Regions from separate parts of the Homo sapiens genome. Here region 1 is linked to region 2. Evidence: read pairs that join two places in POLR2A ChIA-PET (ENCODE). Cell type or tissue: GM12878. All regions are shown on one strand. Links, peaks and the distances in the headings refer to the core of each region. The heading gives the core; the rest is flanking DNA.

Region 1 (2,908 bases), core at 187-2,686, 93 kb after region 2:
TGCCTGCCTGTACAGTGCCTTTATGTGTTGTTGATTTTTGCCATGAGCCTTCAGGCTTCTCCTTGTAGCCCTGACAAGGGAAATCCCATAATGAAGGATTTCACGGAGCTCCACGGGCTGGTGGAGGCTTTTCTTTCCATCTGTCATTTTACTTTAAGCCTTGACCTTTCTGTTCCCATGTGAGGCAGTACCAGGAAGGGGCTTGGGCTGGAGAGCAAACGTCTGGGTTTGGACCCCAGATTGGGCTGTCAGTGAAGCAGAGAAGATAACCTAGGGTTTCGACAACCTTAAAATAAGTCAAGGAAGACAGCGCACATCCCAGGGGGTACGATGGGGGGGCAAAGATGGGTGGTGAAGAGTTTAAATAAAGGAGAGCCCCTTGGTTTAGAAGGAGGTCCTACATGGAAGTAGGAAGGCAGAGTAGTCTAGGCGCCCCCCTCTCTGGCCACCCCTGGCCACTCAGGGATCCCATTTTTACTGAAGAAAGCAGAGGCTTCAGAGTCCAAAATATCTGGGTTTGAATATTGGCCCTACTACTTGCTGGAAAGTTGGAGCCACGTGGCAAACAACCTTGCTAAGCAACCTTGGGCAAGCTGCTTATTTTCTCTGACTCTCAGTTTCCTCATGTGAAAGTTAGAGGTCTCAACGCAGACATCACAGGCTGCTCTGCAGCTGGAACAGGATAATGGCAGGTGCTTGGCAGAGCACCTGCACACAGGTAGCGCTTAATCAAGAGTGGCCACAAGTTTGTTTCAGATGAGGATAGAACCCCAACATAAACTGGAAGATAACAGAGACCAAAATGCCCAGCCTCGGCCTCTCTTTGCTGAGAGAACCCCCCGAAACTCTCCAGAGGGGCCTCAAAGCAGGACAAACAGCCAATAGGAAAGCAGGCTCAGGGCTTTGATGGCAGTAAAGGGCCATCTTCTGACCAACTTTCCCATGTCAGGTCGATAGGGAGACTGAAAAAAAAATTATAGTCTCCAAGGCTCCAAGACAAAATACCCACCCGGCACTGCTTTGAAAGGGCAAACCCTTCGAGATGCACAAGGATTTTGATTGTTTGAAATGTTGGTAACATTTCATCTTCCCAGAGACCTTGTTCATTTATCAGGGTTCTTAAAACCCTTTTGTTCATAAGCTTGTGGTGAGGACAGAAAACATTCTATCTAATATCAGAGCACAGCTGTTCAGCGACAGAAAGACTTAGGGGAAAAGCCCTTCAAAAAAAAAAAGGAAGGGGGGAAAACACCAGGGCTATAAACATGGGAAAAGCGACCGTGGCTGAAAGAAGGCCTTGCAAGCAACAGCTGCCTAACAAGAATATGCTGTTTGGGGAAGTGTGAGAAAGAGAATGAGCACACTGACAGCAGGGCCTCTGCAAGGGCTCGGTAAACACTGGGACCAAGGCGAGGCCCCCAGAGCTGGGCTCCTCCTCTCTGTAGGGTTCCTGGCAGTTCTGCACAAGGCCCCAGCCAGGGCCCCTAAAAATGTTTGAAGTAGGTGTGGAACCTTGAGTAACATCTTCTTAAGGGCCAGTGTGGCTGGGAAAAAAAAAAAAAGGCCTAGCGGAAAACTCTGTCCATCCAATGCCACAGAAGATCAAGAAATATTTTCTAAAAAGGGCTTTGACTGCTCCTGAAAGCACAAGACAGAGCGAGCAGGGTCAGACCAAGGCAGGGACCGTGTGGCACTAGCCACCGGCTGAGTGAGGCCAGGATGGACAGTTCCGGGGTCTTGGATTCATTTTCAGCTCTGCATTTTTCAGTCGAGGCTCATGTTGATTTTCACGAATTCCAACAAAGGAAAATCACATCCACATTTATGAAATGTCTGAATAGTAGCATTTTAAAAAATGTGGTTTCACATTTTAAGCCAAATTCTAAAAGGGAATAAGGATAAAGTTGATAGAAGAAAATTTTCACTACTGTGAATTACAGTCACCTTGTTACGTGATGTTAGCATGTGATAGTTATTGCAAGCAGGAGCTCTAGAATCAGAAAGACCTGGGCTTAAATGCTGGTGCTGGGTGACCTTGAAAAATGTTTCTGCGCCTCTGTGCCTGAGATTCCCCGTCAGTGCAATGAGAATCCGAGCATCTCCTCTACAGGGTTGTCGTGACGGTTCCATGAGCTTCTACGTAGGAAGTATCTAGAAGAGGCTTGATCCTAGTGAGCTGCACAAAATTGAAGCTATAATTTTAATGAGATGGGAGTTATAATGATTTTGTTGCAGTGAAAAGAGCCAAGTCAGGAAGCGTGGGAGATCTGAGCTCGACCACTAATTAGATTCCATGCCACCTCCGGGCCTCACTTTCCTCTGTTGGAGGCAAATGATACCTGTCTCCTTATCTGACATGAAAGTTATGGTTGGCCGAGTGCAGTGGCTCACACCTGTAATCCAAGCACTTTGGGAGGCTGAGGCAGGCGGATCACTTGAGGTCATGAGTTCGAGACCAGCCTGGCCAACATGGTGAAACCCTGTCTCTACTAAAAATACAAAAAAAAAAAAAAAAAATAGTTGGTGTGGTGGCAGGCACCTATAATCCCAGCGACTGGGGAGGCCAAGTCAGGAAAACTGCTTGAACTCAGGAGACGGAGGTTGCAGTGAGCTGAGATTGTGCCACCGCACTCTAGCCTGGGCGACAGAGTGAGACTCCATCTCAAAAAAAAAAAAAAAAAAAAGTTATGGTTAAAGAGACTTAGGAAGTATAAAGGCATGTATGAATGTGATCTATGGTTATTATAAAATCTCCTTATTATGCAATTTATTGTCCCTCATTCAGCAAAATTCTAATGCAAGGACTTTGAATGATCAGCTCATAATTCTACCCGATAATCTTGATTCTAATAAATCAATTGCAAAGAGAGAGAAAGAGACATAGTAAGAAGGACAATCGGAGAAATTT
Region 2 (2,908 bases), core at 171-2,670:
TTGCATAGATTTCTCAGGCCTGCCCAATCCTATTATTTTTAGCCTGTTATTTTTAGTGTGCAGTTTTACAGAATACAAAGTTTTTCAGGAATGTATGTATTATGTTACAGCACCTAACCTGTACTAAACCAATAGTGCTTATCTTTAACTGAACTAGAGTGTAATCACACCCACAGGATACTAAGCCATAGTTGAAAACAAAAACATAGAGCTACGTGGAAAAATCCCCACTGCAGAGTTAAGTGAACAAAAGCAAGCTGAAGCACAATACATACAGTATGATCTTATTCATGCAGTGAAGGGAAATAACCTTTGTAACAATGCTTTTCATTCTCTATGCATAAAGACACTGTATTCCATATGTCAGTAAATTAAAGGGAAACCTGGTAACAGCTTCGAGTTTAGTGAGAGAGGGGAGAAGGATCCCAGCAACATTGCCCTTAAATCCAGGTCAATGATGTCCTACTCTGGTCCCCTCTGGATCCTTCCCTTGGGACAAAAAGTTCTGCATTTAGTGGCACTTCCCTTTCCAGATCACAGTCCCTGGAAACTGGGACGCCAGAATTCTCTTGCGAGAGACTCCCGAGCCTGCTACATTTCTGGATCCATTTTCCTGACAATTGTTGCCTTTGTGCGCACCCTTAGGTCCAGGGAAGGGGCAGCGGGAAGAGAAGATGGGAAAGCAAGAGACCTCCACTGGTCCTGTTTTACAGGCAGGCCTGGTTACCAGGAGATAGAGTAGGTGCTGTCTGATCCTGCAGGAGGTTTTTTTTGTTTGTTTGTTTTTAGACAGGGTATTCCTCTGTCACCCAGACCGGAGTGCAGTGGCGCGATCTGAGCTCACTGCAACCTCCACCTACCGGGTTCAAGTGATTCTCCTGCCTCAGCCTCCCGAGTAGCTGGGATTAGAGGTGCCTGCCATCATGCCCGGCTAATTTTTGTACTTTTAGTAGAGACAGGGTTTCACCATGTTGGCCAGGCTGGTCTTGGACTCCTCACCTCAGGTGATGCACCCGCCTCAGCCTCCTAAAGTGCTGGGATTACAGGTGTGAGCCACTGCGCCCGGCCTGGTCCTATGGGACTTTATGTGTAAGGTCCAAGTTTTACAGGGAGAATCAGTTTTACGTTGTTTAGATACTTAACAATTAATTAAAACATAACAAAAAATTGCGATACTTTCTACTCATCTGGAAACTGGAACTAACAGGGTCTTTCATGATAATTCTTGATTATGGTTCCTGAGTTCGATGGGGAAAGAAATGGGGAAAATTAAGACATAGAGGGTGACAGGTGTCAGTGACTTCCTACTTTTAAAGAAAGCAGGCTTACTGTGATGGCTGCAGAGGGCTATGGGGTGAGAGTGGAATTCCCCAGAAGCAAAAGCCATAGCAATTAGTAGAATTTCCACCCCACTTCCACCCACTGTCTCACGTCCAGCCCATGGCCTGGCCCCAAGAAGCACCCAGGAAACAGTCCTGAGCAGGCCTTGTATCACACACTTCAGGGCAGTTGGTCAAATCTGTCATCAGAGGCGCCACAGACCAGGGGATTTCCTGTGGGTGGAGTCCTCAGCAAGGTCTTGGCACTATTCTGGGGTGTTCCCCAGCTCCCCCACACTGATTCCAGGAAGCCTGCCTGGGATTATCAGAACTTTGCTATCTTGTCCTCAGCTGCTTTCAACAAAACTGGGTGGGGGCTGGGGATAGGCCACCTGGTGAATGAGCCAAAGGAGAACAGAACCAGGAAGCAGCAGGCCAGCCATCTAGGTGTGTCTACTTATGAGCTTGGGCAAGCCATTTAACTCTGCGCCCCGCCGGTCCCCCTGCTACCTATAAAATTGGGATAATATTCCATCTCAGGGCAACTTCAGAAGGCTGTTGTGAAAATTAAATGAGATAAACAATCGATCTGATTTTTAAAAAAGACCAAAGACTTTGCATAGGCTGGGTGTGGTGATTCACCTGTAGTCCCAGCGCTTTGGGAGGCTGAGGCGGGAGGGTTGCTTGAGCCCAGGAGTTTGAGACCAGCCTGGGCAACATAGCAAGACACCGCCTCTAAAAAAAAAAAAAAAAAGACTGAATATATCTCACCAAAGAAGATACACAGATGGCAAATAAGCACATGAAAAGATGTTCAACATCATATGTCATCAGGGAAATGCAAATTAATACAATGATAAGACACCATTACACGCTATTAGAATGGCCAGCTCCAGAACATAGAAAACACCAAATGCTGGACAGAATGTGAAGCAACAGGAACTTTCATTCATTGCTAGCAGGGATGCAAAATGGTACAGTCACTTTGGAAGACAAGTTTGGCAGTTTTTCACAAAACTAAATGCACTTTTACCACACAAGCCAACAACTGATTGAACTCCTTGGTATTTATGTCCACACAAAAACCTGCACACAGATATTTATAGCAGCTTGTTGTTTTGTTTTCTTTTGTTTTGTTTTGAGATGGAGTCTTGCTCTATCGCCCAGGCTGGAGAGCAACGGCACGACCTTGGCTCACTACAACCTCTGCTTCCTGGGTTCAAGCGATTCTCCTGCCTCAGCTGCCCGAGTAGCTGGGATTACAGGTGCCCACCACCATGCCCGGCTAGTTTTTGCATTTTTAGCAGGGGTTTCGCCATGTTGGCCAGGCTGGTCTTGAACTCTTGACCTCAGGTGATGCACCTGCCTCGGCCTCCCAGAGTGCTGGGATTACAGGTGAGGGCCACCGTGCCCAGCCAGCAGCTTTATTCTTAATTGCCAAACCTTGGAAATAACCAAGATATCCTTCAGCAGGTGAATGGAGCAACCAACAATGGTGCATCCACATAATGGAGTATTATTCAACTCTGAAAAGAAATGAGCTGTCAAACCACGAAAAGACAGGAAGGAACCTCAAATGCATGCTGTGA

What was found. Peaks named below come from ENCODE experiments on the same cell type or tissue, not always from the same donor. Only the 100,000 strongest peaks of a DNase experiment are listed, where the experiment ranks them.
Region 1: POLR2A ChIA-PET joins it to region 2 with 5 read pairs; 5 of 35 experiments call an interaction of 5 or more read pairs at or near these places.

The regions. Positions count from the first base shown.
Region 1 is chr12:4,245,005-4,247,912 of GRCh38, forward strand. No RefSeq gene overlaps it. Among named protein-coding and RNA genes, the nearest start is that of CCND2, 27 kb to the right of the region's middle. In GM12878, for the core only: no CTCF peak of the experiment used is centred there; a DNase peak (open chromatin) is centred at 1,286; H3K27ac peaks cover 1,308 bases.
Region 2 is chr12:4,152,112-4,155,019 of GRCh38, forward strand. No RefSeq gene overlaps it. Among named protein-coding and RNA genes, the nearest start is that of CCND2, 120 kb to the right of the region's middle. RefSeq lists a cis regulatory region at 1,311-1,904 and an enhancer at 1,432-1,801. In GM12878, for the core only: a CTCF peak has its summit at 1,533; a DNase peak (open chromatin) is centred at 1,460; H3K4me3 peaks cover 465 bases; H3K27ac peaks cover 2,500 bases.